Linked DNA regions of Homo sapiens: region 2 is linked to region 1. The links are chromatin loops, found by intact Hi-C in ENCODE. Cell type or tissue: dorsolateral prefrontal cortex. All regions are shown on one strand. Links, peaks and the distances in the headings refer to the core of each region. The heading gives the core; the rest is flanking DNA. Region 1 has its middle 110 kb from the start of ATP6AP2. Region 2 has its middle 42 kb from the start of ATP6AP2.

Evidence for each region. Hi-C counts contacts between places; a loop is a spot of excess contacts. Peaks named below come from ENCODE experiments on the same cell type or tissue, not always from the same donor. Only the 100,000 strongest peaks of a DNase experiment are listed, where the experiment ranks them.
Region 2: it touches region 1 in a loop (2.6-fold over the local background); 1 of 110 quality-filtered maps calls a loop at or near these places.

The regions. Positions count from the first base shown.
Region 1 is chrX:40,466,682-40,481,575 of GRCh38, forward strand. No RefSeq gene overlaps it. Among named protein-coding and RNA genes, the nearest start is that of ATP6AP2, 110 kb to the right of the region's middle. RefSeq lists enhancers at 1,696-1,990, 5,343-5,392, 5,633-5,812. In dorsolateral prefrontal cortex, for the core only: a CTCF peak has its summit at 5,855; DNase peaks (open chromatin) are centred at 5,420 and 5,860; H3K4me3 peaks cover 333 bases; H3K27me3 peaks cover 4,665 bases.
Region 2 is chrX:40,531,528-40,546,421 of GRCh38, forward strand. It overlaps the pseudogene RNU7-164P. Among named protein-coding and RNA genes, the nearest start is that of ATP6AP2, 42 kb to the right of the region's middle. In dorsolateral prefrontal cortex, for the core only: no CTCF peak of the experiment used is centred there; a DNase peak (open chromatin) is centred at 8,176; H3K27me3 peaks cover 5,000 bases.

The DNA.
Region 1 (14,894 bases), core at 3,759-8,758:
CCTCTCTCCACCCCACCCCCGCCACTACACCCCGCACCCTCAAACCCAGGGATACTACCTGAAGAGCTCCTTAAAGCCTCTCAAAACGTCCAGATATCCCCAGCCTCAAATCTCATCTTCTTGGAGATAGCCTGACTTCATTTTCTTCAACTAAAGCCTGAAATGAGAAGAGGACAAGAAGGGCTGGATTGGAGGGACTGCCGGGGAGGTGGGAGCAAGGCTTCCTCCCTGCTTGGAATGACCCTTACTTACCACGTGGCACTTAGATCAGGTTGGGTCCCAACAGGAAGCAGTTAAGATGGTTTGAGAAGTATTCATTTACAAAGGGGCCATCAACAAAGATGTGGGGGTAGGAGAACCACAGGGATAGTACAAGAAGCAGGAGCTGTTATCACCCTAGAGCCAAAGGGAATAGGGGAGGTCGTGGCTACCCCAAACTTAGAAGGGGACAGAGTTGAGTACAGGAGGCCACCTTAAAAGAAATGGGGGCCTTCAGTGGAAGGATCAGTCAGCCCAAGTAGACTTCACAGGGAGGAAGATAGACTAAATGCGTCCCCTCATTCTCCTCTGCCCTCTGATCTCTTGGTGGGGCTTCCCTATTGGCTGGAACTGGCCAACGGGAGCCAAAGGGTGGGGGGCCCTTTGAGATGAGTGCAATGAATGCATAAGGGTCAGCTTCCTGGGGCACAGGGCAGGGAGGAGGGGGTGGAGGGTGGGCCTGGAGGGGAAGATGGAAGATGTCGTGAACATCTACTTCCATATTGGGTCGCACTCTACGGTGTGGACTCCTCTAGGTCAAGCTATTTGGCTCCTTGTTCTTTTTGTTCCCAGTACACAACCTAGCGTACGGCTCATGCTTCCAATCGTGTTTGCTGACACCCTGAATGAATTCCGTCGTGCCTCTTTGTTTCTCTCATTGGCAGTGTAGTGGCAGTTAATGACATTTCGACAGAATGGAACCGAAACACTTCCTTTTTTCTTTTTTTTCTGAGACAGGGTCTGGCTGTATCGCCCAGGCTGGAGTGCAGTGGCACGAATCTCAGCTCACTACAACCTCCACCTCCTGGGCTCAAGTGATCCTCTAACCTCAGACTCTCGAGTAGCTGGGATGCACACTACCATACCCGGCTAATTTTTTTTGGATTTTTTTAGTAGAGACAGGGTTTCGCTTTGGATTTTTTTAGTAGAGACAGGGTTTCGCCATGTTGCTCGGTCTGGTCTCAAACTCCTGGGCTCAAGAGATCTGCTTGCCTCAGCCTCCCAAAGTGCTGGGATTACAAGTGTGCGCCACTGCACTTGGTCTAGAAACACTTCCTAAGGTGAAAGTTTGGAGGGTGGAAGAAGAAAAAGAGAAAGGAACCAGAAATGCCCCAAAGATGAAGGCTGAATGATGCTGGAGCTGTTTCACTTTCTTCTCAGGAAGTGTAAATAATGAGCTGTACTTTCTTCTTCATTCACAGTAGTAATAAAAACACAATAACTGGCATATGCAGTGCTTCCAAGCCGACCAAGTGGTTTATATGCATTACCTCATCGGATCCCCTCAACAGCCCTGTAAGGTACACGATATTGTCATCCCAATCTTATAGACCAGGCTTAGAGAGGTTAAGTGGTTGGTCAGCCAGTGAGTGTTGGTGGAGCCACCACTGGGACTTTGAGTCCATTTCCACTGTCACCACTTGTGCTCTGCTGCCCTCCTGCCAGAACACCTCTCAGGCCTGTTCCTTACTGGGCAGGCTGTCCAGATCGGAACCTCCTCCTTTCAAGAGGCTAAACTAAACAGCTGAGCAGGAACAAGAGCAAACAGGGCAGGAAGAGAGGAGGAGCCCTGCAGAACACAGTGGCCCTTTGTTTTCTGCTGCCACCTCCTGGATCATCAACACCCTTTTGTCCTCTGTTCTCTGCTTCAAATACAGGCTGAGCTGGGGTGGCGGGGGGAATGCCCTTCCTACTCATTGCACAACTATATAATAATCTTGAATATTTTAAATTGAAGTCATTTAAAAAGGAAGGAAATTCTGACACATGTGATTGAAGACATTATGTTAAGTGAAATTAGCTGGTCACAAAAGGACAAATCCTGTATGATTCCACTCATATCATGTACCTAGAGTCATGAAATTCATAGAGACAGAAAGTAGAATGGTAGCTGCCAGGGGCTAGGGGGCGGGCAGAAAAGAGGAGAAGCAGAAGTTATTGTTTAATGGGTACAGAGTTTCAGTTTTGCAAGATGAGAAAAGTTCTGGAGATGGATGGTGCTGATGATTACAAAACAACGTGAGTGTATTTAATGACACTGAACTGTACACTTAGAAATGGTTAAAATAGTAAATTTTACTATATATATATATATGTTTCTTTTTTTTTTTTTCTGAGACAGTCTCACTCTGTTGCCCAGGCTAGAGTACAGTGGTGCAATCACAGCTCACTGCAACCTCTGCTTCCCAGGCTCAAGCAATCCTCCTGCCTCAGCCTCCCAAGTAGCTGGGATTACAGGTGTGCATGACCACACCCAGCTAGTTTTTGTATTTTTAGTAGAGACGGGGTTTCACCATGTTGCCCAGGCTGGTCTTGAACTCCTGACCTCAAGTAATCCTCTGGTCTCGGGCTCCCAAAGTTCTAGGATTATAGGCGTGAGCCACCACACCCAACTCTGCTATATATATTTTACACAATTTTTAAAAAACTGAATTCAGCAAACATTTAATGAGCATCTACTCTGTGCTCTGTACTGGGCATTTAAAACCATAAATCATCAGCCCCACCTTCAAGGATCTGTCAGTCCCATTGGGCAAAGTGACATAAATGTACCCAGCCCTGTGTGAAAAGTGCAACAATGGCAGAGTGCACACGCGACTGAAATAGCACCAAGGAAGAAGAGCCAGTTCTGCAGCAAGGTGTGGGGAGGAGTCATGAATCTTTCCTGAAGGAAGCCACATTTCCAGGAACTGAGATGACTTCACGTGTGTAAAGAGGTTGGGCGGGAAGTGGGGCTGCTGAGGACACACAGAACATTCCAAGCAGAGAAATAGCATGAGGAAAAATATAGAGGTGTGAAACGGCACATCGCTGAGTCTCCTCTCCAACTCCTTGCCTTGATTTGTGGGGATATAACTAAACCCATATCCCCTTATTCTATACGATTGATATGTCTACAGGAGTGTTTCTCAAACCATCTGTGATAAAGGACCAGAATATATATATATATATATATATATAATTTCTAGTACATCATAGACTGATATGTGACCCTACTGCATATGACTATTATAGAGTTCATGCCATGTGTGACTTACCATGGAAGATGGAATTGATTTATTTCCTATTCAACAAGAGTTCACTGATCACACACTTGGACATCACAGCAAGGTCAAGTTGCTTTCAAGGCTTCTCAATGGTTTACTGTCATTTTCCATGTTTATATCATTGTGATCCAGAGCTGGTTCACGGGCCACACTTTGAGTAGCGAGTAGCACTGCTGGTCTATAAGAGGGTGAGCCCCTTAAAGAGAGGGAACCATATCTTTTCATTTTATCTGTCCTTGTGCATGCCTCCTGTTTCTTAGCAAGCCCACCCAAAAAGCCCTCTTCTTGCCCAGAAAGGGATGCCCACTTGTTAATCAGCTAGTGTTTTCCCAGTGTTTTGAATTTGGAAAGCTCTGCTGGTATTAAATACTATTATTATTATTAGTCTTGTGTCCACTAAAGTGGATGCCATTTAATTAGAACTGCATAATAAGCAAATCTGCCTTAATTGGCTGGGATGTGGCTGAAAAACCATTTTGTGTCTGCTCTGCACTCTCTGTTCTGTGGCCATCACATCGAGTTCTCTGGCAATGGGTCATTTTGGAGACCTTGGGCAGGGTTTAGGGAAGGTTATCTGGCTACTGATTAACACTTAATTAGCACCTTTTTCATGTAGCACAGCAGTGACTTTGTAAATTTAAAAATTTCAGGGGACCACTTAATGTGGAATTAAAGTACAAGTACAATATTTAAGATGCATGAAATTGTTTTACGCATTACAGCATTAACTAGCTCTTAATTTATGCAGTGCATGCCAGAGAAGGGCAATTAAAGTGTAGCAGGGAAAAAAATTATAGATCTCTACGTTGTCCTGTCTTTTCCTCTAATGATGCTTTTGAAGGTTTTTGCTACATTCATATCTCAACTCCTGTTCTAGATTTAGGAGTAACTGGTAAGTTCTGAAGCTTGTTTGCCCCATAGGAATTGGCATTATCTTTAAGCCGAAGCCATCTCCAACCAATGTCTCCCTTCCAGGACCTAGAAATCCACTTAGCCTCAGTGATTGGTCCAGGGATAGGCACATAGCCTGACTAGCACCAATGAGATGTCAGGAGACTGTTGCTGGGGCCTTATGGAAAAGTGATGCTAAAGGTATCTTCCTCGGTAGCTGTTGGAGGGAGTTGTTCTCTTTTCCTTTGGCCTGTGTGGTGTGGAGATGTGAGGTGCGGAACCATGGCAGTCGTTTTGTAAGCAGTCTGGAGCGGCGGGGGAGGCGGTGTTTGAAATTTGGGGACGAATCCAACACCACAGGATTGCTATATGGCAAGATGAAGAGAAGCCCAACCCTGAGAGATATTGGGTTGGGACTTGTCTGAAGGCAGTATGATCTCTGGACTTTTGAATTAGATTGGAGTCTATACATCTGTTGCATATTCCCCTTCTCTGTCTTTTTTTTCTTTTTTTCTGAGACGGAGTTTCGCTCTTGTCGCCCAGGCTGGAGTGCAATGGCATGATCTCGGCTCACTGCAACCTCCGCCCCCTGGGTTCAAGCAATTCCCCTGCCTCAGCCTCCCGAGTAGCTGGGATTACAGGCACCTGCAACCACGCCCAGCTAATTTTTGTATTTTTAGTAGAGACGGAGTTTCACCATGTTGGCTAGGCTAGTCTTGATCTCCTGACCTCAGGTGATCTGCCTGCCTCGGCCTCTCAAAGTGCTGGGATTACAGGCGTGAGCCACTGCACCCGGCCCCTTCTCTGTCTATATTCATGTTGTTCCCTTTTACTGGAATGTTCTTTCCTTCCTTCTCTATCCTTTGAGGCCAAGTCCAAATGCCACCCATTGAAGAAGCGTGCCTTGACCTGAACCATGCTCGGGGTGGTCAGAGTCATGCCTGCTAATGACCCTTCCTTGAACTTCTCCTTCAGCACAGAGCACATACTGCCCTGAAAAGTGTGAAGCTGCAAATGTGTGACTCTCCATCTCCCCTGCGAGGACCTAAGCTATTGCTTCTCTCTCCCCAGCATTCGTATCACACCTGGCATCCTGAGCCTGCACAGTGCCACTGAACTGTTCCTAGAAAGGAATGTTAACTATGCTAGTATGGTGTAGTCAGAGGAGGAGAGAGTGGATGTGAGCATATGGTCTTCTGAGCTAAAGCCAGACGACAAGAAACAGTAAATGCTGCAGCTGGGTGGATTCCTGGGCCCCTGCAGCTGCTGAGAGCATGTGAGGACTTGCGAGAAGGAGGAGGAGTCACAGGCAGGAGCCAATTAGATTCTCTGTCTTTCCCTCTGTTTACAACTTGCATACATCAGTAGTCTCCAGGCGCAAAGTCAAATGCCAGGAAAGTACACATTTCCCCGGCCCCTCCTCCTCCCCACACCCCAAGCCTTCTGTGGCAGACGTGGGGTTGAGCTGCTCCGATCCCCTTCAGGAGCACATCTGCTGTGCAACTTCTCCGAGTGTTGTGAGCAGACAGCCTCAGGGCCCACCTCAACCTTTCCCACGTGTTCCCCGGCAAGCGGCTGAGCAAGGCGGGTGGTACTCAGGGCCAGCCCTTTCTGAATTAGACAGGGTTCCTCTGATGAGCACCTTTGCTCGGAACTCCCGCTGGGCTAGCAGAGACTTTTCAGATCTGCACTGCCACCTGATGGCTCTCCCTGCCCCGTCCTTCTTCCTCCCCTCCTCCTTCCGCGGTGCTACTTCCAACAAACCCTTGGCCCTCCTTACTCCACCTCAGCACCTGCTTCCATGAGAAATCAACCTGTCACACCCTCCCCAGAGGTCAAAACTGTTCATCGTGGGTGTACGTTCTTCCAGATAGTCTTTTCTTTGTATTTATATACATGTAGGTACGTATGCCACCAAAAGGTTTGTTATTACTCATTTTGTTTTTACATAAATGGGATTATACGGTGTGAATGGCTCTACAACTTTTAAAATTTAACACATCTTCATGAGCAGTCAGTATCGGTGCACATAGGTATGTCTTTTTTGTATTTGCTGTAGAGTATTCCACAGTATGGCTAGCCCATTATTTAACCATTCTTATACTGATGGACATTTGGGTTGTTTCCCTTTTCTGTTATAATTAATAGTACTGCTGAAAACATGCTATCAGTGGGTTTCAAATCACAATAATAAGCTGAACCTTATTCCAATCAGTATAAACCACGCACAATGAAACAGGACATGTATTAACCATGTCTCTTCTTCTTCTTCTTCTTTTTTTTTGAGACGGAGTCTCACTCTGTCACCCAGGCTGGAGTGCAGTGGTGCGATCTCGGCTCACTACAACCTCCACCTCCCAGGTTCAAGCGATTCTTATGCCTCAGCCTCTCGAGTAGCTGGGACTACAGGCACGCGCCACCGCGCCGGGATAACTTTTGTATTTTTAGTAGAGACAGGGTTTCACCATATTGGCCAGGCTGGTCTCGACCATGTCTCTTCTTTTCTGATGCTCTGACAACCGGGGCCTTGCTGACCTTGGAGGCACTGTCCCCTCTTAGAGTTAGCCAATTCCTAAATAGAGGAAGCAGCTCCTGCCTCTCACACTCCAAGCCACTATCCTAATAGTGGCCGCTATCCTAACAGCGTACTCCTAGCCCTAATTACCCCAGGGCCAGCCACTAGACAGCCTGGGACAGCCCCTACACCCCAGAGCCCACTGAAATTATTCAAACTAGCCAATCATAAACTTGCTCATGCTGCCTGGCCCATTCCTTGCCGCAGAAACCACAACAAAGGTACGTGCCCACCATTTCCTCCTCGACCTCTGCTTCCTGATCAAACTGAGCACTTCCTCGTGGTCTCCCCTCCCCAACCCATGGAGTGGCATGCCCCCTCCTGTTGGGATCTGTGAGTATAGCAAACTGCCTTTTCAATGGCAATGGTCTCCATTTTAATGGCAATGGTCATCCATAATGGCTGGCCTCACCATACTTGAATAACAGTAAAGCATATAGGTTAAAACAGGATGGAGCATTGGCAAGGGAAAAACATTGTCTTTTTCTCCGGAAGGTTCCAGAATGCTTTTGTTTGTGAACCCTTTCTGGGCAAATGTAAGTGCGAAACATGATGTGTGACTTAGGTCAGACTGAAGAAGGAACTTCCTGCTAGTCAGCAAGGCCACCTGCACTACCCAGTTCCTGGGGCATCCTTAAAATGGTGTCATCAGCAATACCAACCCTAGTGAGCTGATTTCCCACAGAGCAGAGGCAGGGACTGAGGCCATGCAGCCAGGCTCCTGCTGGCTTAAGGCTTTAAGGAATCTGCCACTCATCAGAGCATAGCCCCACCCCTTGCTGAAGGAGGCTATGAGGTTCCCTACAGGGCCCACGGTCCCTACAGACCGCTGACATCATCCTCACCTGAGAAGGGAGGAGGGATGGGATTACTGCCCTCTCTGCTGCCCTGGGGCTCTGGGCCCGATGACGTGGGGCATCCTGGCGGAGGCTGGCTTGTGTTCACAGCCGCCTGCCGGGAGCTGGAGCCTGTCAGCTCGAGCGGCAGCGAGGGAAGACGTTTCTGACACAAAACCCCAGGGGAATGCATGGAGGAGCTGGCTGTCATTACTTATTAACAATGGGCCTGATCCCCAGCCAGGCAGGCCCAGGGAAATAGCCTGTGGGGAGGCCGGCCTACCCCCAGCGAGGTGGATTAACACTTTCAGGGCAGGAGGGAGCCGTCTGAGGGGGTCAATTGTCACATTTTTGCATGTAAGCGGGCGGGGGGGGCGGGCAGAGGGGGGCTCTCTTTATGTTTTCGAGGCAGGAACACTCTTTTCCTTATCTTCCCCTCCCCTCTGTGTCCACATTTTTCTGTTCTCCTGCCTTGGCAGGTTTTGAGCAGGCACACTCACAGGATGTAGGAGACTGCTCAGAGGGGACAGACAGTAAGATTCCACAATGCACACAATCTGAAACCCAGGTCTAATGAGTGCCCTCACAGAGGGCCTACAGGGGCAGGAAGAGGGAGAAGGCAGCCAGGGCGGAGGTCAAGGAAAGGTCTGCAAATGAGCTGGTCATTAAAGCCGGTTCTTGCCTCTTCATCTCCCCTCGGGGGGTGCCCGGCTCTAGTACCAGCCTGCTCTGTCCAGCCTGGCGACCACAAGTGGACAGAGTGACCCACCTGTGCTGTTGCAGGTCAAGTTTCCTGGGGAAGGAGATGCTGAGACTGAGAGTAGCAGGCAGGACCTTTGCTAGGGAGCGCTGTTAGGATCAGCACCTGGGGAAGGGAGTGGGGACTAGACTATAATGCAAGCCCGACAGTCGCCTCAGCTGGCCTCACGGAGGGCTCTGTGTTTGGCGGAGGGCTCTGTATATGGCAGATGCGCCTGACAGCAATAACTGAAGAATGACCCTGAGAATGACCATGTGGTCTAAGAAGAGTGTGTATTCCAAGTCCCAAGCTAAGTAATCCCGGAGTGGCTAACCTGGAGATTCACTCCATATCTATGAAGGACATCTGAACCCCCAGCCCATCCCTTGGAATGCAGGCCATACAGGGGATCAAGGCCCTTTGTTTGGGGTTGGATGGAGGTTGCTAGATGGAGGGTGCTAGGTGGCAAGTACTAAGTGAAAATGCCATATAAACGGCATGCTTATTACAAATTGTAGCAATTGTCCTGTCCAGCCCGCCATCACTGGACTATCCCCGTGTGGAAGTCCCCCCGGTAAACCCTATGTCTTGTTCTCTATCTCTGGGTCTCTTCTTCGGCCTCTTGGATGCAGTGCCATCATTACAGGAGTCAATAAGGGTCCGGCACAACACTCTGGAGCTGGGTGGAGCCTTCAGATTTGGGGTGGAAGGCCAGCCTCTATAGCCTCCCATTGATCAGCTCCTGGACATGGGCTTCCCTAGAAGGCTGGCATAACCCTTGGCAGGGCAGTTTCTTCCGCCTTGGGGAGGGGCTGGCTGCAGGCAGTGCTCTCAGCAGAAGAAAGTAAGTTCTTCCTTCCTGAAGGGGGAGCACAGCAGACCCCACCCCCACCCTGCCCCGCACCTGCCTCCTGGAGGACCATGAATGAGGGTCTCCAAATCACAACAGAGGTGTTCCTCTCCTAGAGTGGCCCTGGCCTCTCTGAGCAGGGAGCAGGAGTCCTGCCTCCCTGTAGAGGCCAGCCTGGCCTCCTTTCCTGTTGCATCTCCTCCCAGCCCTCTTCCCACCCCTTCTCCACTGAAATTATTCAAATTAGCCAATTCTAAGCCTGCTCATCCTGTCTCACCTATTCCTCCCCACGGAAACCATAGTAAAGGCAAGTGCCCACCATTTCCTCCTCTCCCTCTGCTTCCTGGCCAAACTGGGTACTTTCCCATGTGCCCCACCCCCACCCCCATTCCAGCTCTTGCAGGCACAGAGTAGGAAAATCTGGCATGCTCCATGGTTTGTACTTGTATGAATGGCACCCTGGGCTTGATTCCTGCATGGTCCTGCGTACATCCAAATGCTGATTTGGTGGACTTTGCACCCCTCAGTCAGACTAGAAGGTTAGAGAATCCCACTGCTCGCCTCGGGCAAACTTTCCTGCAAGGCGCTGTTGGAGCATTTCAAAGGACAGAGAGCTGAACTTCACTGAACTTAACAGAACAAGTTGTATGACTGCTTTGCACAGCTTGCTCAGAAGACTGATGAGCAAGACTTCCTTGAAAGTGACCTGGTGGCCCAGTGTAGGAAGGGTACTTACCCCCCTCACCCATCTCTAATTACTGGAGGCTACAGAAGTTTCCCAAAAAGAGCCTAATAGTTTTGCATGACCAAATTGGCTTAGGTCAATTTGCAGCAGCCTAAAACCCCACCCCAGATCCTCTATAAAACCTTAATCAGCTGTGAATCTCTACCTCCCCACACCAATAACCACTGTATGCCTCGGTGTTTTCTCATGGGTATAGCAGGAATCTAATACTTGGTCCTCTGTCGTAAGAAGCTGTAAGGACTGTAAGTATTGTTTTCTTAAACGCTTCCAAAACAAGTTGGGTTCGCAAATTGGAGACTGACATCTTGGTGGGAGGAGGAAGATTTAAAAAAAAAAAAACAGCTGCCAGAAGTGTCCACAGATTTTCTTGTCCATGTCACAGCAAGGAAGCATTTATTAAGGGCTAGTGGGCATGGGCAGTGGGACGGGCATGGCACTTGAGCGAACTGCACTGGCATGGTCCCTAGTGTATCTGTGTTTACAGCTCAGGCTGGACGACACCACGTGAAGCCAGATTAGGGGCAGCCACCAACCACACACATCCTGCACGAAATCAGATAATCAATGCAAAACACGTCGACAAGGAGGTAAGATTAGATACATACATCTGATGGCTCAAAATGCTGATTGCCTACAGAAAACCAGGGCTGTGGATTATATTCTAAACTTGAGTTAAATCTTCTCTCCATACAGCCTGGCCCTGAAGGGTGGAGTCAAGGTCAATGGTGAAATGGATGGTTCTCAGGCAGCAGTAACATGCTCACCTGTGTGAGATAAACCCAGTGCTCAAGACCTTAGAGCACAGCATTAGTTTTGAGTGTCTGTGGGCCCTTTTAGTTGACAAAGCATTTTCACTGTCATTACCCAGTTAGACCATTACAGCTGATTCCAAGTGTGAGAGATGCAGGGTGGATAGCTACATCTCTTTGGGCTTACCGATAGCTACCCCCTGTTGCTTGCTGATAAGTGCCCAGTTTGTTGTTGTTCTTGTTGTTGTTGTTGTTTGAGACAGAGTCTCGCTCTGTTGCCCAGGCTGGAGTGCAGTGGCATGATGTCGGCTCACTGCAGCCTCCATCTCCTGGGTTCAAGCGATTCTCCTGCCTCAGCCTACTGAGTAGTTGGGACCACAGGCGTTCATGGAAGGTGGGCTCAATCCCAGGAGATGACTCAATTACCCTAGGCCAATCATCATGCAAAAACCAATTTTTTGATGATTTAGTATAGGGACGTCCCTGAACTGATCAATAAAACCTAGGATGATCCTGGTGGGTAATTTCTCAGAAATATTTTTCTCCCTGAAAAAGAGCAATGCTAAGGAGACTGCTGCCACTGTCACCCATCCACCTTCTTCCAGCCTTTGAATGCCATCGTAAGGATATTAGATGTAGGAGCAGCAGCAGCCATTTTTTGATTGTGAGGGGATGACAAAACAAAAATGTAGAAAGAGCTTGGGTCTTTCATGACCTCTTTTGCCACTCAATGTAAGACCACCTGCCTCTAGATTTTTTTTCTTTTTCTTTTTTTTTTTTTTAAGAGACAGGGTCTTACTCTGTCACCCAGGCTGGAGTGCAGTGGCCCAATCATAGCTCACTGCAGCCTTGAACTCCTGGGCTCAAGCAAACCTCTCACCTCAGCCTCTTGAGTAGCTGGGACCATAGGCATGTGCCACCACACCCGGCTAACTTTTATTTTTTAATTTTTTTTAGATACGGGGTCTCACTCTGTTGACCAGGCTGATCTCAAACTCCTGGTCTCAAGCGATCCTCCTGCCTCAGCCCCACAAAGTGCTGGGATTACAGGCACAAGCCACCATGCCTGGCTTTGGACTTCTTGTTATATAAGACGTTAATATACTGTCATTGTTTAAAAAAATTTTTTTTTGTTAGATACTCTGCTGAGAGTGTCCTAATGGGTATAATCCTGATTTAATAGTTGAAAAAGCTAAGGTTCAGAAGGTTCAGAGAAGTTGAGTCATAGAGTTAGTAGCAGAGAGGGGCTGCTACTAACTCTCTCCTCTGCCTCTGAACTCTACAGTCTTAGGGGATCCCTGGGGCCTCCTCAGGGTTGGGGGAGGGGTGCCAGTGGTTGAGCTCTGTGTTCCTGCCTCCCTTTCCCCACCCAAATCAGAGCAGTGGGGGCTTTTATCTGATTTACCTTACTGTCTTCTCACTAACATTCTGTTTGAAACAAAGGACTACAAGGTTTAAAAATATTTTAAGCCACAGTCTTACCACTTGCCCTTTAATCACCAACAGCGGCTCTATGCCCCACCACAGGGGAAAAAATTGCAAAGAAAATGTCTTTTTTAAGAGGAAACAGAGAGTGAGTAGTATTTTTATTTCCTAGGTTAAAGCCCAGAGATCCTAACAAACTGCTCACTCATGTGCGCACACATGCAACCTACAAACACATACACAAATGCACTTTTGAAGCATATACATTCAGACACACCACTCACTTTATTTTTCATCCTATTAGGCTCTCTCAGGTTATAAAGCACAGAGACACAATGAGGTTAGCACAGGTGCCGGGGTCTATAGAAGCCCCTGGAGGGCCAAGCATGAGCAAGAGCTCCTGCCTTGCTTCTGGAAATGGCAGCAGCCACAGCCAGACTTGTCATCTGGTCTTGTCCTCAGCTGCTCCAGACTCCAGAGCCACCTCCATTCTTGAGAACCAGCTTCTTTTGGCTTCTACTGCTCCCTCTCAAGGTGTCCAGAATTAGACACTTTCCCCCAGAGTGGATCTCATCAAGTGCGCTCCTCACCACACCGTGCAGATGCACCAGCCTTGCTGGGGCTCCTCAGAGTTCTCAAGCCAGGACACCTCATGCCCAGGGTGCAGATACCCGATCCAATCAAAGGTAACAGGGTAATCAGGTAACAGAGTTAAATGACATATAACACAGGTGGCAACTTATGCAAAAGGAACCTGTCTCCTCAAAATGGAATGATGAGCATTGCAAGTGCTTACCATTTAATCAGCCCCATTGCAGCTGCCTGAGAGCAAGTGGGGACTGCCCTCCTTTCCTCCCTCTCTGCAGTGCTTTCCTCCCTCTCCCTTCTTTTCTCCCCTCCTTCCTTTGCTCTTTTATTCAATGAACATTTCTTTGATGCCTGCTGTTCCAGTTATCTATTGCTGCATGATAAATGATCCCTAAATTTAGTAACTTCAAAGGAAAACCATTTTATTACATCTCACAACTTTGCGGGGTGTCAGAATTCAGGCAGGGCTCGGCTGGGCGGTTCTTTTGTTCCTTATATGGTATCTGCTGAGAACACTCAGCAGTATTTGCTAGCAGCCTGGTTGGTCTAGAGGGTCCAAGATGGGCTGTGTCTAGTGCCTCGGCCAGAAAGGTTAAAAGGCTGGGCTCGCTGGGCCACTCTCCCATATCATATGATCTCAGGGCCTCTCCATGTGATGTCTCTAGTAGGTGAGTCAGACATCTTATGTGGCAGTTCTAAGAGTGAGTGTTCCAAGAAACAGGAAGCGTAAGCTGCCAGGGTCTTAAGGCCTGGGCACCAAAATTGGCACAGCATCACTTCTGCCATATTCTGTTTGTCAAAGAAGTCACAGAACCCACCCAGATTTAAAGGAAGAGATCTAGACTTCCAGGAGTGTGAAAGCATTGGTGGCCATCTTTAATCCGCCACATCTCCTTTCTGCTGGGAATTGGGAGAAATGCTGTGGAATTAAAAATAAAATAACATGAACACTGCCATTTTGTTCCCTTTTTATTTCTGCTGGGTTCAGTCCATATCTGGGGGTAAACTTTCCCTAAGCTACAGGAAAAACTTTGACATTGCAATGAGTGTGTGTGTGTGTGTGTTGGCCAAGTGGGTCAGAGGGTGGTTGGGGGTGGAGTAGGAGATAGAAACTGATCAGGGCAGAGTTGCTCTCAAGAGATAATATTGGGTGGGGGTTAAGATCCAGGAGAAAAGAAACTGCAGCGTACAAGACTGGGGCCAGGCTAGGTAGGTGGAGGCAGAGAGGAAAGCTCTGTTGGCAGTTGTCAGGGGAGGGAATTACCTTGAGGATGCCTTAGTCTGGGTTCCCCCTACAAGCAGACCCTAAAACAAAGATTTGAGAGCAGGTAGTTTGTTGGGGAGGTGATCCCGGGAGGCATGATGAGGGGCTGGGGAAGTGAGACAGGGAAGGGAGAGAAACCAATCAAGGGTGTGCTAAGGAACAGGTAGGCAACAGGGCTCAATCCTGCTAGGGCCCCCTGTGTGGAACATGCCCCATACCCTGGGGTTGTTGACTGAAGAGCCCGGAACTAGGCTGTTTATGCATCAACTCCCCTCCATCTGTGATCAAGAGTTGTTCTTAGGATGTTAACCCCCCAGCACCAGTGACCTACTCTGCCACAGTGACCATCCCAGGAAACAGTCATTGTGTCTGTTTTGGTGGCCTCCAGCATTGGCGAAGGGAGCTTGGGCAGTGCCCTGATGAAACTCTTTATTCCCTTTACAGTGAGATATACACAGGGTCTCTGCCTTGCACACCTCCAGGGGCGATTGTCACGCTGTATCTTAAGTGAGAGTTACCCCCTGGCAACGTAAAACTCAGCAGCCTGGATATTTGGATGTAACTCCTTCCTCCATCTTCCCACAAATTCTTCATTACAACCTGCATGGCCCATGAATGCTTTAGGAATGAGCAGATTCTCTTTGGGGTGTGTGAAGAATGCTGAGTCCTAAGCTAAGGTCAGCTCTGAGCTAAAACACTTAGGCAGGGACAACTAGTACATGTGGTCCCCTTATCTGTCTTCTTGCAACAGAGAGAGTCTGGGAATAAGAGAAAGAGAGCACCTTCAGAACCATGAGACCAGCCTTGGGGACTTTGTCTTGTGTCTTCTAAGACTTCAGAAACACAGGAGTTCACTGAGAACAGATCAAATTAGCAAGTTCATTCACCCTTCGTGGCTCCATTTTGTCAGCCAGCCCCTAAGCGGAC
Region 2 (14,894 bases), core at 5,319-10,318, 66 kb after region 1:
AATTCAGGGACTGCCCGGGAACTGCTGGAGGAAGGGGAAGGGGGTTGGGTCACCACGGAGATTTTAAAACAATTCACCTTGGGCGTTCGCTGCCCTGAATGGTGAGCCAGGATTGGGATACGGCTGGGCTGTCCTTAGGGTGTTTTGTCTCTTGCCCTCGCCAGCCTCTGCCAGGGCCCTGATCCCTGAGAGGCCTCAGACGCCCTTGCCTGCTCCTGGATGCTGAATCCACTCCAGCAATTCTACCAGCCTTGGGAAAGTGAAGTCCAAGCAAAGCCAATCAGCGGGAGGTTAATATTATACTTATTTCATACATAGCTCAGTGGTTAACAGCACAGGCTTCAAATCACCCAAATGTCCATCAACAGAATGGATATAATTATGATGGGATATAACAGAATAAAGTGTGGATAGAGGCAGCCACATGGACTAGTCACACATACATTCTACTGAAAGAAGGAAGCCAGGCATGTGAGAGTCAATACTATCCACTTCCATTTGTACGAAGCTTAAAAAGAGGCAACATTTAATTCATGGTAGTAAAAGTCACAATGGTGGTTACCTCTGGGTGGCAAAAGGGGGATGGGTATTGACTGGAAAGGAGTATGAGAGAACTTTCTAGGGGGTGTTAGAAATGTTCCATATCTTGAACTGAGTGATGGTCACCTAGGTTTTTTTGTATATGAAAAGTAATTCAGGCCGGGTGCGGTGGCTCATGCCTGTAATCCCAGCACTTTGGGAAGCCGAGGCAGGTGGATCACTTGAAATCAGGAGTTCAAGACCAGCCTGGCCAACATGGTGAAACCCTGTCACTACTAAAAATACAAAAAATTAGCCTGGCATGGTGGCACACGCCTGTAGTCCCAGTTACTCTGGAGGCTAAGGTGGGAGAATTGTTTGAACCTGTGAGGCAGAGGTTGCAGTGAGCCACTGCAGTCTAGCCTGGGCAACAGAGCAAGACTCTGTCTCAAAAAAAAAAAAAAAAAAAGAATGAATTAGTGGATTAAGAATTATGTTCTAAATAGACAACTCTCAAAAGAAGATATACAAACAGCCAAGAAACATATGAAAAAAATCACAACATCATTAATTATCAGGGAAACTCAAATTAAAACCACAATGAGATAATGAGATATCACCTTACTCCTGCTAGAATGGCCATAATTTTAAAAAATCAAAAAAATAATAGATGTTGATGTGGTTGTGGTGGAAAGGGAACACTTCTACACTGCTGGTGGGAATGTAACCTAGTACAACCAATGTGGAAAACAGTGCGGAGATTTCTTTTTTTTTTTTGAGAAGGAGTTTCGGTCTGTCACCCAGGCTGGAGTACAGTGGCATGATCTCGGCTCACTGCAAGCTCTGCCTCCCAGATTCAGGCCATTATTCTGCCTCAGCCTCCCGAGTAGCTGGGACTACAGGCACCCGCCACCATGCCTGGCTAATTTTTTGTATTTTTGGTAGAGACGGAGTTTCACTGTGTTAGCCAGGATGGTCTCAGTCTCCTGACCTCGTGATCTGCCTGCTTCAGCCTCCCAAAGTGCTGGGATTACAGGCAGGAGCCACCGAGCGCAGCTGGAGATTTCTTAAAGAACTAAAAGTAGAACTACTATTTGATCCAGCAATCCCAGTACTGGGTATCTACCCAAAGGAAAAGAAATCATTATGTGAAAAAGACACACGCACACGTTTATAGCAGCACAATTCGAAATTGCAAAAATATGGAACCAGCCTAAATGCCCATCAACCAACAAGTGGATAAAGAAAATGTGGTATATATACACCACAGAATACTACTCAGCCATAAAAAGGAACAAAATAATGGCTTTTGCAGCAACTTGGATGCAGCTGGAGGCCATTCTAAGTGAAGTAACACAAAAATGGAAAACCAAATATCGTATGTTCTCACTTATAAGTGGGAGCTAAGCTACGAGGATGCAAAGCCGTAGAATGATATAATGGACTTTGGGGACTCGAGGGGAAGGACGGGAGGGGGGTGGGGATAAAAGACTACATACTGGGTACAGGGTACACTGCTTGGGTGATGGTTGCACCAAAATCTCAGAAATCACCACTAAAGAAATTATCCATGTAAACAAAAACCACCTGTACCCCAAAAAACTATTGAAACAAAACTAAATAAATTAATTAATAGTAAAATATTTTCCTAAAAAAAGAATTATGTTCTAATATTATCTAATATTAGAAATATCTAATATTAGAAATATGTTCTAATATTATCAATATTAGATAAAATAGGCCGGGCGCAGTGGCTCATGCCTGTAATCCCAGCACTTTGGGAGGCCAAGGTGGGTGGATCCCTTGAGGTCAGGACTTTGAGACCAGCCTGGCCAACGTGGTGAAACCCCACCTCTACTAAAAATACAAAAATTATCTGGGCCTGGTGGCGTGCACCTGTAGTCCCAGCTACTCAGGAGGCTGAGGCAGGAGAATCACTTGAATCCGGGAGGCAGAGGCTACAGTGAGCTGATTGCACCACTGCACTCCAACCTGGGTGAAGGAGCGAGATTCCATCTCAAAAAAAAAAAAAAGTTTCTGGCAGAATTCAGTTTCTTGCAGGTGTAGGATTGTAGTGCCCATTTTCTTTCTGGCAGTCAGTCAGGGGTCACTCTCAGCTTCTCGAGGCCTCTTTCAGGTAGGTCCAGCACATTCAATGCCATTAACAGAATCTCCTTGACATCAAATGTCTCTCAACTGTTGAATCCCTCACTTTAGGAGGAGCCCAACTTCTTTTAAGGATTAGCCTGATTAGGTCAGAACTACCCAGGGTAACCAATCTTTCTTTCTTTCTCCCTTCCTTTCTTTCTTCCTCCCTTTCTTTCTTTCTCTCTCTTCTTTCTTTCCCTTCCTTCCTTCCTTCCTTCCTTCCTTCCTTCCTTCCTTCCTTCCTTCCTTCCTTCTCTCTTTCTCTCTCTTTCCTTCTTTTTCTTGACAGGGTCTCACTGTTGCCCAGGCTGGAGTGCAGTGGCATGATCAGAGTTCACTGCAGCCTCTGCCTCCCAGGCTCAAGCGATCCTCCCACCTCAGCCCCCCAAGTAGCTGGGACTACAGGTGCACACCACCAGGCCCAGCTAATTTTTGTATTTTTTGTAGAGATGGGCTTTTGCCACATTGCCCAGGCTGGTCTGCCACCTCAGATTCCCAAAGTGCTGGATGTACAGGTGTGCATCACAGAGCCTGGCCATAATCTCCCTTTCCTAAAGTCAAGCTGGCCAGGTGTGGTGGCTCACACCTGTAATCCCAGCACTTTGGGAGGCCGAGGCGGGTGGATCACCTGAGGTCAGGAATTCGAGACCAGCGTGGTCAACATGGTAAAACCCCGTCTCTACTACTAATAAAAGATTAGCCAGGTATGGCGGCATGTGCCTGTAATCCCAGCTACTTGGGAGGCTGAGGCAGGAGAATCTCTTGAACCCAGGAAATGGGGGTTGCAGTGAGCCAAGATTGTGCCACTGCACTCCAGCCTGTGTGATAGAAAGAGACTCCGTCTCAAAAAAAAAAAAAGTCAACCTGGCAATAAGGCATAACCTAATCACAGAAGTGATGTGCCATCGTATTCATGAGTCCCACCCATACCCAAGCGGAGGGGAATCTATAGGGCGTGTGCTTCTGGGGGTGGGAATCTTGGGGGCCATCTCAGAATTCCACCTACCACACAGTGTATGCTGACCCCATGCTAGACATGCTATTCACTGAGACTGTAGCATTCTCCCGTCTATAGCAAGGGATTCCCGGACCACTCATTTTGAGAACTTCATGCTCATTCTTGGTTACAAAAAATATGTACATTATTATAAAATCTGCTTAAAGGGGTGCCTTTGGGCTGCTGCATTGTAGCTATGTTATTGACATTGTAGAATATTCCTGTTTCAGCTCATCACAGCAAAGATTTGTAATATAAGCTGGGTCCTATTTGTTCATTGCAAATTTTGATAGCCTGATTTAGGGGGAGATGGGGCTTTCCAGTAAAAACCGAAAAACCTGCTAGGCAAATCCTAAAAGAACTGTAATGCTAGCCTGATTCTTTTTAAAGAATCAATTACCAAAGAGAAACCAGTCACCAAAAAAACAGGACTGTATGATTCCACTTATATAAGATATGTAGAGTAGTCAAATTCACAGAAACAAAATGTAGAATGTTGTTTGTCAGGAGTTGGTTGGGAAGTGGGGAGTTGTTGTTTAAGGGGTATAGAGTTTCAGTTTTGCAAGATGAAAAAGTTTTGGAGATCCTATTTCATGACAACGTAAATATACTTAACACTACTAAATTATACACTTAACAATGTTTAAGGTAGTAAATATTATGTTATGTGGGTTTTCTTCAGCACAGTTAAAAATAAAAAGGGGCTGGACATAGTGGCTCACACCTGTAATCTTAACATTTTGGGAGGCTGAGCAGGTGGATTGCTTGAGTCCAGGAATTTGAAACCAGCCTGGGCAACATGTGAAACCCTGTCTCTATTAAAAATACAAAAAAAATTAGCCAGGTATGGTGGTGCATGCTCCTGGTCCCAACTACTCGGGAGGCTAAGGTGAGAGGATTGCTTAAGCCTGGGAGGCAGAGGTTGCAGTGAGCTGAGTTTGAACCACTGCGCCCCCGCCGGGGTGACAGAGCAAGACCCTGTCTCAAAAAAAGGTGGAGGTGGGGGCAGGGGGAGGGAAAAAAAGGAAAAGAAACATTCATGAAAGCTTTATGTGATCTGAAGTATGAAAGTGCTCTTCAGAGCAGCCTCAGGACCAGGAATAGTTAGTAGAGTTGTAGCAGATGTGGTGGGTTTGCTCTCTTGACATCCATCCCCCCACTCTTTCTCTACACTTTCCTCTACTGCAGAGCCTGGAGAGCTAAAATCTGCACTTACCAGACCCTCTTGGAGCTAGGGTTCTGGTTGTGAATTCAAGTCTATCAACTAGATGCTCTTTCAGATGATTTGGAAGGTGGGGCAAGGCGGAGGCCATGTCCCATTGACAAGCATGATTGTAGGGCCAGTGAGTTTCTGCAGCAATCTTCCAGTGTCCAACACTAGCCTAATGAGTGTCAACTGGCAGTTGCAGCAACAGCATGAGTGTCTTCCTGATCCCTAGGTCCCCGCTAAAGCAGCATGCTCTTGAAGTCACCAGTCCCCATAGAGCCTTCTAATTCCCACCTTCCTGATTGAGGTAGAGGTAGAGTCGCTCCCCTAGCAGGCAAGTAGTGTGTGCTGTCACTCTGATAGTCATTATTAGGGGGCCATCCCAAAGCCTCATCTTCCCTTCTATACACCAATTTTGCAAATACTCAGTTGCAACAGACTGAACGTTTTTGTCCCTCAAAATTCTGGTGTTGAAATCCTAGCCCCCAAGATGATTGTATTAGGAGATAGGGCCTTTGAGAGGTAACTAGGTCATGAGGGTGAAACCCTCATGAATGGGATTTGTGCCCCTATAAAAGGGACCCCAGAGGGCTACCTTGCCCTTTCTGCCATGTGAGGACAAAGTGAGAAGACACCATCTATGAACCAGGAAGTGGGCCCTCACCAGACACTGATTCTGCAGGAGCCTTGATCTTGGACTTCCCGGCCTCTGGAAGTGTGAGAAATCAATTTCTATTGTTTATAAGGTAACTTGTTTATGGTGTTTTGTTATAGCAGCCTGAACGGACTAAAACACGATCACCAGAATTAAATCCCTTTCTGCTTAAAATAACTGGAGTGATTTCTTTTCCCTGCACCTGGACCCCGAGTGTTGGTCATATATGATGAGACTCTATTTGCAATTTGATCATTCAATATTGCAGGGTTTTGGGGGCATCTGATAGAGATCGGCATTGCTGACTTTTTCCAGGGCTGTGCTGCACCCCTTACACGGGGCCTCACCCCCCCAGCCGGACTTTACTATCGTTGGGCAATGATCTCTTTCTCTCCTTTCTCTTCCATGACTATTTGAAAATGATTTCCCTCTGCTCAAGCTCCCTATCTCATTGTAGCAGACCCTAGGGCTGTCTGCTCAAGATATACCTCCACCTCTTTTCAGCTAACAGAATCCAGTTTTGTTTGGGTATTAGGCAAAAATCTTTTAACTTCAGGTAATACTCTCTGTGATGGGATTGTGACCCAGTTCTGGCTAATAAGGGGAAGTCTCCTGGGAGTCTCCTGAAGAGAATTTTTCTTCCTTTATAATAAAAAGGAAAAATAAAAAGCAGTGAGGAGAAGTTTTTTCACCACCTGACTGTCCATGGCTTCCTATCCTAAACAGGCACTTGATGCCTAGAGCAGCAGCAGCCATCTTGACACCACGAGTTGGCAAGCATAGGCAGAAATAGCTAAGGACGGCACAGCAAAGTGGCTGACAGAGCTGACGCCTCAATGCAACCAATGAACTGTGGACAAGCCCTGGAACTGTCTACCTCCAGACTTCTTGCTAGCTAAGCAGTAGAGATTTAAGCCACTGTTAGTTGGGTGTTTGGTTACCTGAAGTCAAAATCCCTCCTAAATAATACATCTAACCCATTCCTGATAACTCTCCAGATGCCCTTGCTTTTGACTCTACAAAGAAAATGGAGTCCCTTTCCTGTCCTCCACCCCACCAACACACAAGCTTTCTCCCTTCCCTCTTGTCTCATGGCAAGCCTCTGATCTGTGGTTAATCTCCTTTGCTCTGGATGCCACCTCCTCCATGATGTAGGGACATCAGCCCAGCAGTCAGCTCCTTTCTCTCCCACATCTTCCATCTCAGATTCTCCAGCAGCATCTTCTCAACTGTGGTCTTGAGTCAGCACCCCAGGCTATGTGTACAGGATTGAATGAACATGTCACCTCCTCATCACTGGATAACTGCTTCTAAAGGGCCCCTTTCGAGTGCCCTGGATAAGCCTCTAGGAGATGAAAGAAGCAAGAGTCTAAGGGTTTTGAACTGTCCTCTGTCTCCAGAGTAAGCGGTTGCCGGGACCATGTGTGTTCACTATGGGTGCTCAGGCCACAATCAACGCCTGCCTTCCACTGAGAGGGCTGTGTCCCTTCTGCTTTTTCTCCTCATTTTTATTGAGGGCGTATTTTCTTTATCTTTAAAGCTTTTATAGCTTTGTCTCTCTGCCTCGCTTTAGTACATTCTGTTGTTATGATTTATGCTGCTTTTACTGGCTCTTTACCCTCAGCACATAAACATGTTTAAGTTTTCCACATCTTAAAAAAATAAAATAAAATAAAAAACCCTTCCTTGACCCTGTGTTCTCATCTAGTTTCTGCATTCTCTCCCTCTCTCCCTGCCCCTCTCTCTCTCTGCCCTCTTCATTGTCAGCTCTTTAGAAGTCATCTGAACTCGCAATATTTTCTTCCATCCCACTGATTCCTTAACTCTACCGGCCAACTCACCTCTCCAAGAACCAGAAACTCAGCCCAGCTTTGCTTAGCACAATGAGGGGTTTTATTGGCAGGATGCTGGGAATACCTCAGGGCTGTGGGAAGAGAAGACGGGAAGAGGTGCAGCTGGGCCACCAGGATCCCCTGAGACTCTTTTCTTGTGGCCCCCACACTCTCTCTTCTCCGAGCTTCTCTGTTTGGAGTGATGGCATTCTTTCCTCCATGCGACTCCTAGCTTCTCCAGAGCCTTCTATCTTGTGGCTCCCACCCCCAGGGAAGGTTCAACTTGTTTGCCTTCATTAGTTGCAGTTTGAAAATCCCAGGGAAGGGTTCTGATTGGCCCACTGTGGGTCCGGTGTCTTCTCATGGATCAATCAGCCATGGCCACAGGAGTGAAAGTCGCACAGCAGAGACAAAACCACAGCTGGCTTCCTCCCTACCAGCAGTGCTTCACTGAAACTACTCTCATCCACCTGGGGGCGCCCCACCCACACGGCTCAGGCCTGACCTCTTCGTGTGCCCCTGCTGCTTCCGATTGCTGCTATCTGCGTGAAGCCGTGGAGCGCTACTGCTTGTGTGTACAACAGAGCAGCAGGGCCAACTTCAACTGATGATTCTCAGGTGTATAAATACCGCAGCTTCCTCAACCTCCGAAGTAGGCTAATGCGGTGGGCACAGAGATGAGCCCGCCAGGTTCCCCTCCAAGGAGGTATTCGTTGCCCCAGTTGAGCAGACAGTCTCCATCCAGCTGCCAAGAACCATCTCACCCATAGGCACTTCCTCCCCCCGGGGTAGCCCACAGCCAATGACTAGTCATTTCATCCCACTCCAAGACAGCACTGGCAGGCCAGACGCACTTCAGCGTTCCCCACGATGACTCCAGGCTTCAACAGGCCAGTTTTGCAATTCAACCCTCCCTCTGCCCAACCCCACTTCCTCCTCCTCCTACAGACGTTCCTAATGACAATCTTGCATGCCAAACTCCATTTCAGTTTCTGCCTGTTGAGAACCTAGCCTGTGACAGAACTGAGCTCTGTGTTCCACACTGTCTCTCAGAGGTCCCCCTTGGGACTGAGCGCCAGTTGCCTGCAGTGGGAACTGGCTTGGTGACACTCCCTTTATTGCTGGCTTCTCTCTCCTGTCTCACACCCCCATTCCCAAGCCCATATTCTCTGAATCTCCTAAAATCTAAATCTGTTTGCTCTCAAGCCCTTCTCTTGAGATCTGCTTCTGGAACAACTCAGACTCAGACACCAGGACTTTCTTGCTGTTAAATCCAGATGACCCAAACTTTATCTGCACAGTGTACCACTGTGACCATGAGCGCTTTTTGAAACACTTTCCTCCCTCAACTCCCTGAAACACTTTTCTGCTTCCCCTCTGGCCATTCCTTCTTCCCCTGCCCACTTCCAGGGTTGACAGCCTGGCTTGTTCTTGCAGCCAACACAGCTGAGAAGACCTGTCATTCCTCTGGAGCTGACTGCCACTACACAGGAATGACCCACACTGTCCATTTCCCATCCAGATCTCTCTCTCTATCTCTGTGTTGAACTCTGGACTCATATATCCAACTATCTCCCACCATCTCTGTGTGAATGTCCCACAGACACTTCAAATCATCATGGCAGGACTGAGCTCCTCACCATTTTCCTAAGCCAGCTTCTCCTGCTATACTCCTTTCTGTATTCTCCTACATTCCCCATCTCAGCAAATGGCATCACTGTCCCTAAAGCCAGCTATTCTGAGAGTCACCCAGCCTCCTACAAGTAAGTCTCCCTGATCCCAGGCTGTGCCATCCGCTAGCCACATAACCTTGAATAACTCATGAAACCTCTCTCAGCCTCAGTTTCTGCATCTGTAAAATGGTCTGTTAATAATAGTACCAGGCTGGGCGAGGGGCTCATGCCTATAACTCCAGCACTTTGAGAGGCCAAGGCAGGTGGATCACTTGAAGTTAGGAGTTCGAGACCAGCCTGGCCAACATGGTGAAACCCTGTCTCTATTAAAATACAAAAATTAGCCGGGCATGGTGGCGAGCACCTGCAATCCCAGCTACTCGGGAGGCTGAGGCAAGAGAATCATTTGAACCTAAGAGGTGGAGGTTGCAGTGAGCTAAGATTGTGCCACTGCACTCCAGCCTGGGCAACAAAGCGAGACTCCTTCTCGGAAACATAAAAAATAATAGTACCTACTCGGTAGAGTTGCTCTGAGGTTTAAAAGAAACTATAGGTGTAAAATGCTTAGAAAATGATATGGCACACAGTAAGTGTCTTAGTCCCCTTTGTGCTGCTATAAAAGAATGTCACAGACTGGGTAATTTATGAGGAACAGACATTGATTTCTTGCAGTTCTGGAGGCTGGGACATCCGAGATCAAGGTGCTGGCAGGTTTGGTCTCTGGTCCAAGATGGTGCCATGTTGCTGTGTCTTCCAGAGAGGAGGAATACTGTGTCTTCACATGGCAGAAAGTGGAAAGACAAAAAAGAATGAACTCTGTGGAACTCTGTGTCCTCATGTGGCAGAAGAGCAGAAGAGAGTGAACCCACTCCCACTAACCCTTTTTATAGTGGCATTAATTCACTCACGAAGGCAGAACCCTCATGACCTAAATATTTCACCAAAGGCCCCACCTCCCAACACTCTTGCATAGGGATTAAACTTCTAACAAATGAATTCTGGGGGACACATTCAGACCACAACAGTAAGCATTCAATGATTGGTAGTTTTTCATTATTGTTTCTGCTTTTGTTTATCTTTATCCTTTCTAAGGCTCTCCTCACTTTCTGTCTTGTACCATAGGTATTTACATGCCATCTTTAAATGCTCAACTGGTCTGCAAACTTCTTTCTTTTTCCTTTCTTTTTTCTTTTCTTTTTTTTTCTTTGAGACAGGGTCTCACTCTGCTGTTCAGGCTGGAGTGCAGTGGTGTGATCACGGTTCACTGTAGCCTCGACCTCCCAGGCTCAAGCAATCCTCCTGACTCAGCCTCCTGAGTAGCTGGAACCATAGGAACACATCGCCACACCTGGCTAATTTTTTTTTTTTTAATTTTGTAATAGAGGCAGGGTCTCCCTATGTCGCCCAGGCTGGTCTTGAACTCCTGGGCTCAACTGATCCTCCTCCCTCAGCTTCCCAAAGTGCTGAGATTACAGGTGCAAGCCACCATGCCCAGCCATGTCTGCAAGATTCTTGAAGGAAGAAGGTAGCTTATCTATCTAGCTACCTATCTATTTATCTACCCATTCATCTATCATCTATCTGTCTATCTAGATGTCTATCTGTCTGTGACCACTGTTGCCTTTTACTCCTACTTCCTGGTGGCCATACTCACCCTCAGATCAGGTTGCATTGGAGTGACTGGGGGATTTTTTTAATACATATCCAGCTAAGGGGAAGTTGAGTTGAGGATATATTTAAGTTAGGTTTAGTGGAATATTTTGTGTGTACTGTTTTGTTGTTGTTGTTGTTGTTGTTTTGAGGCAGATTCTCGCTCTGGCACCCACAGTAGAGTGCAATGGCGCCATCTGGGCTCACTGCAACCTCCGCCTCCCATGTTCAAGCAATTCTCCTGCTTCAGCTTCCCGAGTAGCTGGGATTACAGGCTTGTGCCACCACACCGGGCTAATTTTTATATTGTTAGTAGCGACAGGGTTCCAACGTGTTGGCCAGGCTGGTGTCGAACTCCCGGCCTCAGGTGATCCGCCTGCCTCAGCCTCCCAAAGTGCTGGGATTACAAGTGTGAGCCACCGTGCCTGGCCTTTTATGTGTACTTTTAAGACATTACTAGCTATCCCAGTGTCAGCATGGCTTCTGGGAAACTCTCACCACCCACTGGATCGACTTTCCAGTTGGTTCAGGCCCAGAGGTTAGATCTCAGTGTAAATCCATCTTATGGTGTCCAGAACCAGAAGTATAGTGGAAGAGAAACAAGGTTTGAAAAGTATGGAGTCAGAAACTACTCTGTGGAAAATTCAGGCATGAAAACTTGTAAGCAGAGGATTCAGTTGCCATCCAAGCCTAGACAAAACGGAAATACTCCCCTGTCTGAAATATATTCGGTGATGCAATGTATACAATTATGAACGTACCATATATTTTTCTTTTCTGATGGAATGTATGTGAAATAGAATGGATCAGAATTCCTGGTTTATAGGGCACAAACCTACATCAGTACAAAAAACAGAAAGCAGGTCTGTGTGTGAAGTCACATGTTTTATCCAGCCCAGTGAATTGGACTGCATCTTGGAGTACCTGATGTCCCTTGTCCTGATGAAGTCTGGCAGTTCCAGATGAAACGGCAGGCCAAATTGCCACTGACACAGCAAAATGCCCTAAAGAAACATATTTATCAACGAGTCAATTTTTATCCCATAAGAGTAATTCGATTACATAATTACGTAGCCCTGCACAATGTAGAGGAAATTTAAGAAGGCATTTGAATTGCCCTTATATGCCCTAATTTCAGATGAACTATATAATATATATATTAAATGTATTAAATGTGTGTGTATATATACATATATACACACACACACACATTTTTGGAATCATTGATCCCACTGAAGATTGATCAACCAGTATGCAGCCAAAAATGGCAAGATTAAAAACTGCTATAGAGGTGTGTTAGGCAGTTAATTAATAAAAACATGTTGTCATATTGTCTGAATTTTGTGAGGTTTAGGGTACTTGTCAACTGTTCAAAATTCAGAATTTCTTGTGATTTCTTTTCATACTAAAGTGTGTACCTGGAATCCTATATACTGTTACTTAAAGTGGAATTTCAAAATTGTGTAAGTTCCTGGCCCCACTTTGCCTGGGTCCTCATCAAGTGTCACCCCTGACATGTGTGGTACACACCACACAGCACACACATTTCCACAGGCGGTCATGCTGGGAGGTGTATCTCTTGGTGGGGGGAAGAAAGGGCCAAGGGCCTTGATGGAGGTAAAAAAGGCTATGGTTCTATCATGTAATAGAGCTGGGACTTGGAATCCACAGAGGTGAAACGGTGGGGCAAATCCAATCACTCGGCTTCCACTTTGGGGACTGAGGCACAAGAATGGCAAATAGAAAAAGAGGAGGGGGTTAGCAGTATCCATGGTCTCTTTAAAAAAAAAAAAGAAAAGAAAAGAAAAAGACGAAGGGGAGATAAAGACCCTTCTAAGTAGGTTGCAGTTCTGTATTTGGCCACAAGATGGTGGTAAAAGAGTGTGCTCTACATTCAGTCAAAAACTCATTAAGAGCTAATCAAAGCAAAGCGGGTTTTTCCTGTTTCCTGCCAGTGCTTTCTCCCCTTTTCCAAGCCTCAGTGCGTTTACTATTGTTCCATTCTTTTTGGTTAAAGTCATCACAAATCTGCGTTTTTGTTTGTTAACTCAGCTGTAACCTGCAGTTCGTCTTCTAGACAACTTTCCCTGCTTCTTATAGTTAAGGATTATGTTCTTATTAACTATTATTAGAAGAATTTTCTGACCCAGAAGTTTCAGGACTTAAAGCTATAGTCTTAGTTCAATAATTGTCTGATTACGTGCTGCTCTGCTTGGAGCTTTCATTACTCGGCTTCTATTTCGCGTGTGTTTCTCCATACCCCCTCCCTCAGGGCTCTGTACAGAGTTTTATCTGAAAAACCAGCTTCGACCCCCGTCTGTCCAGGAGAGATATGGTTCCATCTGGTTTTGCTGGGGCCCTGCGAAGGCTGAATTACTCCTATGTTAACCATAACAAAAATGGGCAACTTGCCTAAGAAAAACAATGACAGAAATAGAAGAGTCAGCCTTGCTGGATCCAATCCTTCATTTTCCAAGCTGGTTTTGGACACCATTGCCCCCTTCTCTCCTACCTGCCTCCCAAGATTTTGACAGCCCTGTAGGCCAACACTATTTGCTCAGAACACACCCCCCAGAAAGCACGGGGCAGCCACAACAACTGATCACCTTCCTAACCCCTTTTGAGAGTTTTGCCATCACTGAGGGCCCTTGACCTGAACATGTACTTGGTATATGAGCGGGGGCCTCTTGCTGGGAAACCATGCCAAAAATGAGAGGCAAAGGACACAGCTCAAGAGCAACCACGCTGCTCTCCTGAGTGTACAGGTACAGGAGCTCCTGCCTCTCCAGCAGTTGAGATGACCATGTTTATTTTGATGAGTCGTGTTTGCCTTCTTAGATTGATGACACTGCTGGCTGAGGTTAGAGAGCCATCTGTGTAAGAGGACACAGCAAAGTTCACTGGCCCACACTCACAGCAGATCTTGGCTGCATCCTTAGTAAGCCTCCCATGATCCTTGACTGCTCCAGGATTGACACGTCCCGTGAGACAATGGGCACTTTTGCAAAGAGGAGCAGAATTAGAAATCTCAGTCTGTTTCCTCTGCAAAGTGCCTTTCTCGCTCCAGATCCTGATTATTCTGGTTTGGCCTTGTATAAATGTCCTGCTCTGAACAACAGCTTGGATCCTCTGGTTGGGCAGAATGGGAGAATCAGTGCTGGACAAGGAGTTAGGGGACCCAGATTCAGACGCCAGCTGTGTCCCTTTTTTTGGAATGAAGGACTTCTTCCCCTAGCTTCAAAGAATGCCACCAGCAGACACCCTTCCCCCATCCCCATCAGGCCCTTAGCTATGGCCAGGGCCGCATCTTTTCCCAGGATAGCCCACATCTGATGACTGATTGACAAGGGGGAATTAAGGCTCGGCCCTCTTATTCCATCTTGGGACAGCTCCAAGGGTCATTCAATCTTTCAACCTCCTTATAGAGTGGGCTAAGACTTCCCTAAAGACTGCATCATAGCTCGACTTCTCCTTCTGCCCACTCTTGCTTTCTTCTCTTCCCTTCCTCAGTCATGGATCCCACAGGCTCTCCCTAATAAACCTCCCGCACACTAAAGTCCACTTCAGAGTCCTACTTCCCGGAAAGCCCAGCATGCAACAGGGACCCTGAGAAAGTTCAGTACCTTTTCTGAACTGTCAGGAGGTTGTCCGAGAGCCACAGAACTGTGTTTTGTGCTACCTCTCTTTGTGGTCATTTTCTCTCAGCTGCTCACTATAGATTCCACCAGCTCTTGGCAACTAGACCCACCAAGGAACCCAAAAAGGCCCAAGAACCCAGTCACAAAGATGTATTCATGCTGGAAGTGGCTGCTCACCATGGCAGGCTAGCAGGCGGTGCTGGGACACGGTCTATAGCTCTCGACTCCAATCCAAAGAGCATGGCTGTATTTGGTTTTCAAGCCCATTTGCTGCTTAATTCTAAGGAATAATTTCCCCACTCAGTTCCTTCAACCTGGAGACAGGCCTGGAAGGTTGTCCACTGGACTGCTTTATCCCACCATTGACCTTTTCTACCTCTCTTCCTATAGAGCAGCCCTGCCCAATAGGCATAGAATTCAAGCCACATATGTAATCTCCAATACTAACAGCTATATACACAAAAGTAAAAAAGAAACAGGTGAAATTGACCAAAACAATATACTTTACTTAACCCAATGTGTCCAAAATAGGATCATTTCAATATGTGATCAGCATGAAAATAAGGTATTTTAAA